Linked DNA regions of Homo sapiens: region 1 is linked to region 2. Evidence: chromatin contacts called from ENCODE Hi-C or POLR2A ChIA-PET data. All regions are on one chromosome and are shown on one strand. The core of a region is the stretch at or near the end of the contact, and the rest is flanking DNA. Distances in the headings are between cores, read along the strand shown. Region 1 has its middle 17 kb from the start of HS1BP3-IT1. Region 2 has its middle 28 kb from the start of SDC1.

Region 1 (4,905 bases), core at 797-3,296, 410 kb before region 2:
TCAGAGCAACAACAGCTCTCCCAGCACCATGGAGACAGGAAGTAAACACATCGGTTTCCCTCTCCTGGTCCCTGAACTTTGCGCACGATGTGGTCAAGTGGAGAGAGGTTTCTGGCAGTCCCAGCGGCCCATGGTCAGGCTGGCCTGTATCCCTTTCTCTTTACCCCTTGGGATTTCCCAGCTTCCTTATCAACCCTCAATCACTTTGGGAGGGAGTGAGCCAGCGTTCCCCCTTCCTTCGAAAAGAAGCCACACACACAAAGACTTAGACACGAATGTTCACAGCAACATTATTCATAAGGGTTCCTCCCCCAAAGGAAACAACCCAAATATCCATCAAACAAACGGTCAATGAACAAGCAAACAGTGGCACATGGATGCAGCGGAATGCTGTGCAGCGTCAAAAAGGAAAAACCCTCTAACAGACATACCACAATGGATATCACAAACATGCTAAGTGAAAGAAGCCAGACCCCAAAACTATATCTTGTATGATCCCACATATATGAAACCCTAGAAAAGGCAAAATTGTAGTGACAGAAAGCAGACCCATGGTTGCCAGGGGCTGGGGATGGGCAGGACAGGAGTGGTTGGCTGCAAGGGGCCATGAGGCAGCTTTTGGGAGTGATGGAAGTGTGCTACGCTGTGAGCATGACTATAAACGTTCACCAAAACTCATCAAACTGTGCACTTAAAATGGGAACATTTGATTATACGCGAATTATATCTCAATATACCTGTGGAAACCACAGTACAAAACTGAACATACTCTTACCATACTCTCCAGCATTTGTGCTCCTTGGTATTTACCCAAAGGAGTTAAAACTTATGTCCTCACAAAAATCTGTACATGGATGCTTATAGCAGCTTGATTCACAATTACCAAGACTTGGGAGCAACCAAGATGTCCTTTGGTAGGTGAATGAGTAAACAGACTGCAGTATATCCAGGTGATGATTCCACTGAGCATTTAATTCAGTGCTAAAAAGAAATGTGCTATCGAGCCATGAAAAGATATGGAGGAAACTTAAATGCCTATTACTAAGTGAAAGAAGGCAATCTGAAAAGGATATATATGTTGTATGATTCCAGCTATCTGACCTGGAAAAAGCAAAACCACAGAGACCATAAAAAGATCAGTGGTTTCTGGGGTTCAAGGGGAAGAGAGGGATGAATAGGAGGAGCACAGAGGATTTTTAGGGCAAAAACTTATCTGTATGATACTCTCATGGTGGATCCGTGGCATTATTCATTAGTTTAAACCTACAGAATGCACCGCACCAAGAGTGAACCCTAATGTATGCTATGGCTCTGGGTGATAAGGAGGCGTCCATGTGTCCATGTAGGTTCACTGGTAAATGTCCCACTCTGGTGCAGGCTGTTGCTGGTGGGCGAGGCTGTGCATGTGTGGGGGCAGGAGGCATGTGGGGACTTTGTACTCTCTGTTCAATTGTGCTGTGAACCTAAAACTGCTCTTTAAAAAAAATCTACTTAAAAATAAAAAAGGAACCACAGGGAGGAAGCTCATGAAGTAGAAGATGCCTGCTGCCCCAAGATACCTGGTATCCCCAGACCATGCCCCACCTTTGGTGATAGCCCCCACAGTCCCCAGGGTACCTGGGCTCCAAGTGAGGCTTAGCAAACGTTTCACTGATGGTGGGAGGGGTTTCCAGTCCAGTAAATGGGAAAAACTGAGTCAAGGGGCTGGGGGCACCCTCTGAGGGAAAGGACACCTCCAGAGTCCTCTGGAGCAATGAGGGGTCAGAATCCTCAATTGGCCTGGAAGTCCTGGCACCAACTGGCCTTTGTTCCTTGACAGCATCTCTCTCCTCCTCTGTACGATTTCCAGCTTTTCTTTTTCTTCCTCTAGTTACCCTGTGTTGTCCTGGACAGGTGAATGGGGAGAATTAACTGCATGGTGGCTCAGGGCCTACTGGCACAGTATGGGATGACACACAGCTGAGCAAATCCACAGAGCGGCTCAGCCCAGCCTTCCCTCCTCTCCCCCACTCCTGGAATGAAGCCAAGAGGAGCCTCAGTATTCGGAAAACTGTTCAATGTGCTCCCTAGAGAAGGCTCCAAGAGCTGAGCTACAACAGGCCTCACGAGAACAGGCCTTTTCCTGGAGGAGAGCTCAGAGGTCCCCCCGGGCCCCTGGAACGGCTTTGAAGTGGCAATCTTACTGAAGGTCTCCACCAGGACCCCTTTGGCTTGGGGAGTGCATGGTCCTTTGCTGGGATGCAGGAAGGCTGCTGTGGGTTCTCATGTGGCAGAGAGCGAGGACTAGAGCCCTGAGAACCTGACTTCTCACAGGCACTATTAGAGCAGCAGGCCAGGATCCTGATGCAGCGCCTGGCGGCCTCTGCCCCCAAGGACGGTGCTCATCCTGCAGCTACCCATGGGTGGAGAGCCACAGAGCAGGGGCCCTTGAACACCTGTGTTTCTTGGATGGGCATCAGTTCTCTCTGGGCTCCTGCCAATCAGGCCAACAAGGTTTTGGGGTTTGTTTTCCCTGTAGCCAGGCGGGCTCAGACATAGCTCTTCTCAGCAAGCCTGACCTCTTAGGCTTTTCAGGACCTCAGCATTTATGAAGTGTGCCTCAGGCCTCTTCATGCTCAGAGCTGTGGGAGAGGGCCAGGGAGGAGAGATGCATGACTAGTTGGAGCCACAGGAGTGAGGCATAGGAACTCCGCAAAAAACTCTTGGTTTGAAAGATAGAGCACTGAATCAGAAAGTGGAGGGCAGAGGTGGGGACTAGAGGATGTGAGTGTGGCAAAGGCTGGAGAACTGGTTTCCTTGGGGCAGCAGAGTGAGCAAGGGTGACAGCCGGACACCCTGGAGAAAGTAGAGGATGAGCCAATGAGAGTCAAGAAAACACTTGGTGAAAGACAGAAATCTTTGCCCGAAGATCAGGAACAAGACAGGATGCCCGTTTCTGCTACTTCTTTTTTTTTTTTTTTTTTTTTTGAGACGGAGTTTCGCTCTTGTTGCCCGGGCTGGGGTGCAATGGTGCAATCATGGCTCACTGCAAACTCCACCTCCCGGGTTCAAGAGATTCTCCTGCTTCAGTCTCCCAAGTAGCTGGGATTACAGGCATGCACCACCACAGCCAGCTAATTTTGTATTTTTAGTAGAGACGGGGTTTCACCATGTTGGTCAGGCTGGTCTCGAACTCCCAACCTCAGGTGATCCTCCCGCATCGGCCTCCCAAAGTGCTGGGATTACAGGCATGAGCCACCACACCCGGCCTGTTTCTGCTACTTCTATGCAATATTGTACTGGAAGTTCTAGCCAGAGAAACTAGGCAAGAAAAAAAAAAGACATCTAGATAGTAAAATAAGCAGGAGAACCACATTTATTTGCAGATGACATGATCTTACATGTAGCTGATACTAAAGAATCTACAAAAAAACTATTATAGCTAATATATGAATTTGACAAAGTTGAAGGATACAATATTAACACAAAATTAGTTATATTTCTATACACACTACAAAAGGAAAATCAAGAAAACGATTCAATTTACAATAGCACCAAACACAATAAAATAACTAGAAATGAATTTAACAAAGGGAGGGGAAGACTTGAACATTGAAAACTATGTAACACCGCTGAAAGAAATTAAATAAAATTTAAGAAAATAAAAAGACATTCCATGTTCATTGATTAGAAGACTTGATATTGTTAAAATGACAGTAATCTCCAAATAGATCTACAGATTTAATGCCATGCTTATCAAAATCCCAATGTGATGTTTTTACAGAAATGGAAAAGCTAATCCTAAAATTTGTATGGAATTACAAGGGACCCTGAATAGCTAAAGCAATCTTCAAAAAGAAGAGCAAAGTTGGAGGACTTATACTTCCCAATTTCAAAAGTCACTACAAAGTTACAGTAATCAAAACAGTGTGGCACTGGCACAGGATAGACATATAGATCAACTGGATGGAATTAAGAGTCCAGATATAAACTCATACACGTGTGGCACTTGATTTATGACAAGGGTGCCAAGACCATTCCATGCAGAATAGCCTCCCAAGAAATTGTATTGGAGGGGACATCCACGTGTAAAAGAATGAAGTCAGAGGCCAGGTGTGGTGGCTCATGCCTGTAATCCCAGCACATTGGGAGGCTGAGGTGGGCAGATCACTTGAGGTCAGGAGTTTGAGACCAGCCTGGCCAACATGGTGAAACCCTGTCTCTTCTAAAAATACAAAAATTAGCTGGGCATAGTCATGGGTGTCTGTAACTCCAGCTACTCAGGAGGCCAAGGCAGGAGAATTGCTTGAACCTGGGAGGTGGAGGTTGCAGTGAGCTGAGACCACACCACTGCACTCCAGCCTGGGCGATGGAGCAAGACTCTGTCTCAAAAAAAAAAAAGAATGAAGTTGCACCCTACCTCATACCATATGCAAAAATTAACTCAACATAAATCAAAGACCTAAATATAAGAGCTATTACTATAAAACTCTTAATAAAAATATAGGGTAAGTCTTCATGACCTGAGATTTGGCCATGGATTATTAGATATGACACCAAGAGCACAAGCGGCCAAAAAAAAATAAAAAGATAAATTGATGAATTTATCGAAACTAAAAACTTTTGTGCTTCCAAGGACAACATCAAGAGAGTGAAAGACAACACAAAGAATAGGACAAAATGTTTGCAAACCATATATCGTTTAAGGATCTAGTGTCTAGAATATATAAAGAACTCCTACAACTCAACAACAAATAACCCAATTTAAAAATTGGCATAGGATTTACATAGGCATTTATTCAAAGAAAATATACAAAGGACAACAAACACATGAAAATATGTTCAGTGTCTTTTTGTCTGACATCTTAGCGAGGCTGTAGCGTTCACCGCTGCTCTCTGAGCTTTGCAATGCCACCCAAGGACAAG
Region 2 (4,678 bases), core at 1,359-3,858:
TCGCTTGCCTCAGGGGTTTTGCTTGGGATATGTTTTCATAGCCAGAATAAAGACCCTGCCTTCTATTCTGCTCTCTGCTCTCAGGGAGGTTGTGGCCAGAGGGAGCAGACAAATGACAGAGTGGTATCAATGACAGAGAACTGTGTGGGCTGTGGGGCAACAGGGCACCTAACCTGCCCAGCGTCTGGGTCATGGAGGTGCCAGAGGGTGGCTGAACTGGGTCTGGAAGGACAAATTCAAGTCAGTCTCTCACACGGGGAAGGGATGTCAGTAGAGGATGTGAAGTGCCGGCAGGTGCAGGAGGGAGGGGCTGGAATGCGGAGCGGCAGGGCTGCCCACAAGGGAGAGGGTGCCTCTGAGGGGCTGCAGGAAAGATGAAGGTGCAGAGGGCTGGGGGCCTGAGGCCTGGCCATGGAGCAGAGGTGAGGATTGATGACTTTGTAGGATGGGTGGGGAGGAGGGGCTGGTAAGAGGCAAAACTGGCTGCACCTGGGCGGCGTGCCCCTGCCTCACCTTGCTCTCCTACAGGGGAGCCTGGGGATGAGGCTGTGCTCTGAGTGGGCCATCTAGGGTGGAAGGGACAGTAGTCCCAGAGCTGGGCCTTGAGGTGGGCCATCTCAGGCTCCCTCCCAGGTAAGGCACTGCTGGTGCACGGGCCCCCCACAGCATCTGGGAGAAAGGGTTTTTTAAATGGGTCTGCAGGTACCGACTGTGCAGAGGAGCCCCGGGACCAGGACCACGCTCCCTCCGCTGAGGCGCCCTCTCCCTCACTCCAATTACCCTCTTCCCCTGCCCCTTCTCTCCAGCTTGGCAGAAGAGAAAGGAGGCTGGGCTGCCTCAGGAGGTGGTGAGCCCCTGGCACCTGGAGCTGAATGAGTGAGGAGCCTAGAGGGGCTTAGAAACTGCTTTGGGCCCACAGGCCCTAAAGCTGTTGGAGCTGGAGGCCCCCATTCTGCAGACTCTGCCTGGCCATGGGACCAGCCCTCCCCTGGCTTTCTCCCTTCCTCCCTCTCCCAACACCGCTGCGCCTCCCCAGTACATGAGCCGCGCCCACTCGTGGCGTGCACATGTGCAAGGATGGATTTGCCCCAGTGCAGGTCCTCAGCAGGTCCGCCCCACACCTGCTCTCCTTCAAGCCTGGGGGAGGCACTTGAGTCCTTTGTGTTCTCATAACTTCAGGTCATGCCTCTCGGGCACCTCCTGCCACATGACAGCAGGTATCTTTCTGGCTTCCTGCCACCCTGGGTGCTCCTGGAGGGCAGATGTTTCCTTGTGCAGCCTGGCAGGAGGCATGGCATTCAGGGGCTCACTGCGAGTAGGGGGGCTCTGCTTTTGGGGTGCTCATTGAGGCTGGCTGGTACTGCTACCCTGCTCTGAAAGTCAAGCAACATTTAGAAGATGTTTAACAGTGCAAGTCACCACCACACCCACCTCCCACCACCAGAAAGGCTGCTTTTAGGGATGGGCAACGTCGTGTTGTGGGGAGATGTCCCTAGGTTGTCGGAGGGAGTGAGAATTGATAGGAGCTCTTTGGAAACTCACTTGGAAATACTTACTAACACTAAACATATACCTACCCTATGATCCAAGCAGAATGAGAGCATATATCTGCTGAATGGTGTGTATAAGAATGCATGTAACAGCTTTATTCATCAGAGCTCAAACAGAAACTGCCCAAATGTCCTTCACCGTGAGAATAGATAAATGAATTGTGGTGTATTCACACAGTGAAATACTACTCAGCAACAAAAAAGGACAAGCTACGGACACGGGTACAACAGAGATGAACATCATGGGCATATATATTAAGCACAAGAAGCCAGACACAACAAAGCCTACATTGCATGATTCCATTTGTAGGCAGTTCAGGAACAGGCAAAACTAATTGATGATAATAGAAGCCAGTGCGTTCCTCGGGCTGAGGGTGTGGTATTGACTAGGCATGGACACAAAAAACCTTCTGGGGTGCGGAAATGTTCTCTGGCTTGATGTCGGTGGTGATTAGAAGGGTGAACATATATGTAAATAAATCATCAAGCTATACACTTAGACGAGTGCACTCTGCGTATGTTATTCCTCAATAAGAAAGTTAAAGGGAAGAAAAACGCTTATAAAAGGGCTTCTGAGATTCTAATTAGTTCCTTTAAATCTCACTGCAGCTTTTTCAGCAAAAATGAGGGAGGCCCACATGGTGTACGTTTTCTTCAGAATCCCAGAGGATTCTGATTTATGGGCAGAGAGGCCCAGGGCAAAAGCCTCTCACAGCTGTGTGCCGAGCAGAGCAAGCGAGTGGCGGCTTCCCTGAGCCTGATGGGGAAGGCGGAGCGGGCCCCCTCTTCAGACAGCGGGAGGGTGGGCACTGCCTGGAGGGCAGCCCTTGGGACCCCCTCCCCCAGCTGCAGCCAGGCCCTAGCTTCCTCTGGTTCCTGGAACCTGCCCTACCCAGCCGGTGTTTCCAGCACTTAAGGCTGGGATCTAAGCCGTTCTTCCACTCCAGGAAAATATTTGTTCAGGGACTTGGCACCCAAATAAGAGGAAATAAAAGCCACCTTGGAGTCAAGCGGGCGGCTCTGCTGCCGGCGGCTGTGTCTGCCCCTCCAGGTTGCCTCCGCAGGTGCCCAGGCCCGGCGTCTGGGGCCTGGCCAGGAACCTCACCCCACAGACAGGCCTGCTTAAGGATAAGCCTGGGGTGCCACTGTTTATTCATTCATTCAGTCAGTCATCTGTCAGTTCCGTCAACAAATGTTTATGAAACCTACTATGTGCCAGGCACAGTGCCAGGCCCTGGACATTGCCAGTGACCCAGGCCCCGTCCTTACCTTCAAGGCTGTTGCGAGGTAGTGAGGGAGGCTGGCAGCGTAGTAGGAGCATTGAGGGTATGGAGGTGAGGCCAGGGGGAGCCATCAGGCAGGCCCATACCACCAAGCACTTGGCAGGCACCTAGTATCAAGCCAAAGGAAACATAAGGTGAAATGAAGGGATGACCCAGAGGGGAAGGAGCATTCCAGGCAGATGGAACAGCATAGGCAAAGGCCCAGAGGTAAGACGGCACAGAGCTTTGTACTGTAGAGAGTTGATGGGGTTGGCTGGGGTTGGGGCCAGGAGTTCAGCACGAGGAAGTTGGAGGTGAAGCCGGAAGAACCTCCCTCCTGGGTGTAATGCTCAGGACTGTGGACTTTATCCCCAGAGCAGTGGAGGTTTTTATTTGTTTTGAAACATTTAAACACATTGATTTTGATTCTTTTTTAAATAGAAAAGTACAAAAAGAAAATTAAATTGACCTCAAATCTCACCACCTAGATATTTCCTTATGACCTTTAAAAAATTAAAATATGCATGTGCGCATGATTAGAAATCCAAGCAGAACAGAAAAGTCCAAAATGAAAAGTGAAATCCTCCTTCTCCTCACCTGTCTCTTGCCAAAGGCAATTTCATTTAATAGGTTTTTGGTTGCTGTTTCCAGAAATTTTTTCCGTGCACATACCTGTGAGGATAAGTCTACGCTTTTAAAAAGTTACACCAAAGGGGTGGGTCTATCCACGGGGACATACAGCTCCTTTTTCTGACCCAGTTTCATTTCGGTACGTGCAGACAGTTCTACCCCATTCATATAATGACTGCGGAGCATTCAGTTGTGCGGACGGACTGTAACTGACCCAATTCTTCCCTATTGGTGAGCACCTTATTTCCAGGCTTCTGCTGTTGTACACAGTGCAGGACTGAAGGTCTCGCGTGGGTATTTTAGGAAGCCATTATCAGTAAACACCTCAGAGGCTTTTCTAGCAGTGGACTCTGGATGGAAAGGAGTGTTCTTTGCAATTGCCCTCCAAAAACGTCACCCATTGGCCACACCTGTCCCTGTGTCCAAACTTCAGGTGGGAGTCTCAGAGACCACACCTTCAAATGGTTCCATTTTCTTCGTTCTGCTGGAGTGGGGGTTAGAGATGGTATCACATGGTTGTTTTGATTTTCTTTTATTTAATTTAATTGCAAATAAGGTTAGGAATCATTTCAGATGTTTTGTTTTGTTTTGTTTTGCTTTGAGACAGAGTCTTGCTCTGTTGCCCAGCCTGGAGGGCAGTGGCAAGATCTCAGCTCACTGCAACCTCCATCTCCTGGGTTCAAACAATACTCTTGCCTCAGCCTCCCAAGTAGCTGGGACCACAGGTGCACACCACGATGCCCAGCTAGTTTTTGTCGTTTTAGTAGAGATGGGGTTTCGCCATGTTGGCCTTGCTGGTCTCGAACTCCTGACCTCAGGTGATCCGCCTGCCTCGGCCTCCCAAAGTGTTGGGATGACAGGCGTGAGCCCCATTTCATATGTTTTTGCCATTTGTATTGCTTTCTGCTTAGAGGAATTGCATTGTCCTGTTTTCTGGCCCTTCTTCCTAAGGGGTTTTTGTTCTTTTTCTTGCTAATGGGTGTGGGTTCCTCATGTACTCATGACTTTGAGGGAGGAGCATGGCAGGCTTTGGTCTCCAAATGATCCTGCTGGCTGCTGTGGGAGGGGCTTGGGGGCCAGTCAGCTGGGAGGCCTGTGCAGGGTCCCTGTGAGAGGGGCCGTGGCCTGGAACAAGAGGTGGCCGCAGGAAGGGAGCCGTGACTGGATTCTGAAGATACTCAGGAAAGAGGACTGAGAGGAACAACCAGTGGGTTGATTTTATGCACAATAGTCCGG

What was found. A loop is a pair of places that touch in the nucleus more often than their neighbours do. ChIA-PET counts read pairs that join two places held with the same protein, here RNA polymerase II (POLR2A). Pooled maps may share reads with other maps.
Region 1: POLR2A ChIA-PET joins it to region 2 with 12 read pairs in activated T-cell. The contact joins two enhancer-like sites. A Hi-C loop is called at or near these places in 2 of 50 pooled maps. POLR2A ChIA-PET finds 5 or more read pairs at or near these places in 2 of 52 experiments (HepG2 and activated T-cell).

What each region holds. Positions count from the first base shown.
Region 1 is chr2:20,606,637-20,611,541 of GRCh38, reverse strand. It overlaps a transcript of HS1BP3 not described here and the pseudogene RPS25P3. Among named protein-coding and RNA genes, the nearest start is that of HS1BP3-IT1, 17 kb to the right of the region's middle. RefSeq lists an enhancer at 1,878-2,377. Within about 2 kb of position 2,046, at least 12 of the 41 ENCODE cell types and tissues checked have a DNase peak (open chromatin) inside an H3K27ac peak, as active enhancers do.
Region 2 is chr2:20,194,646-20,199,323 of GRCh38, reverse strand. No RefSeq gene overlaps it. Among named protein-coding and RNA genes, the nearest start is that of SDC1, 28 kb to the left of the region's middle. RefSeq lists an enhancer at 1,861-2,434. Within about 2 kb of position 2,608, at least 12 of the 41 ENCODE cell types and tissues checked have a DNase peak (open chromatin) inside an H3K27ac peak, as active enhancers do.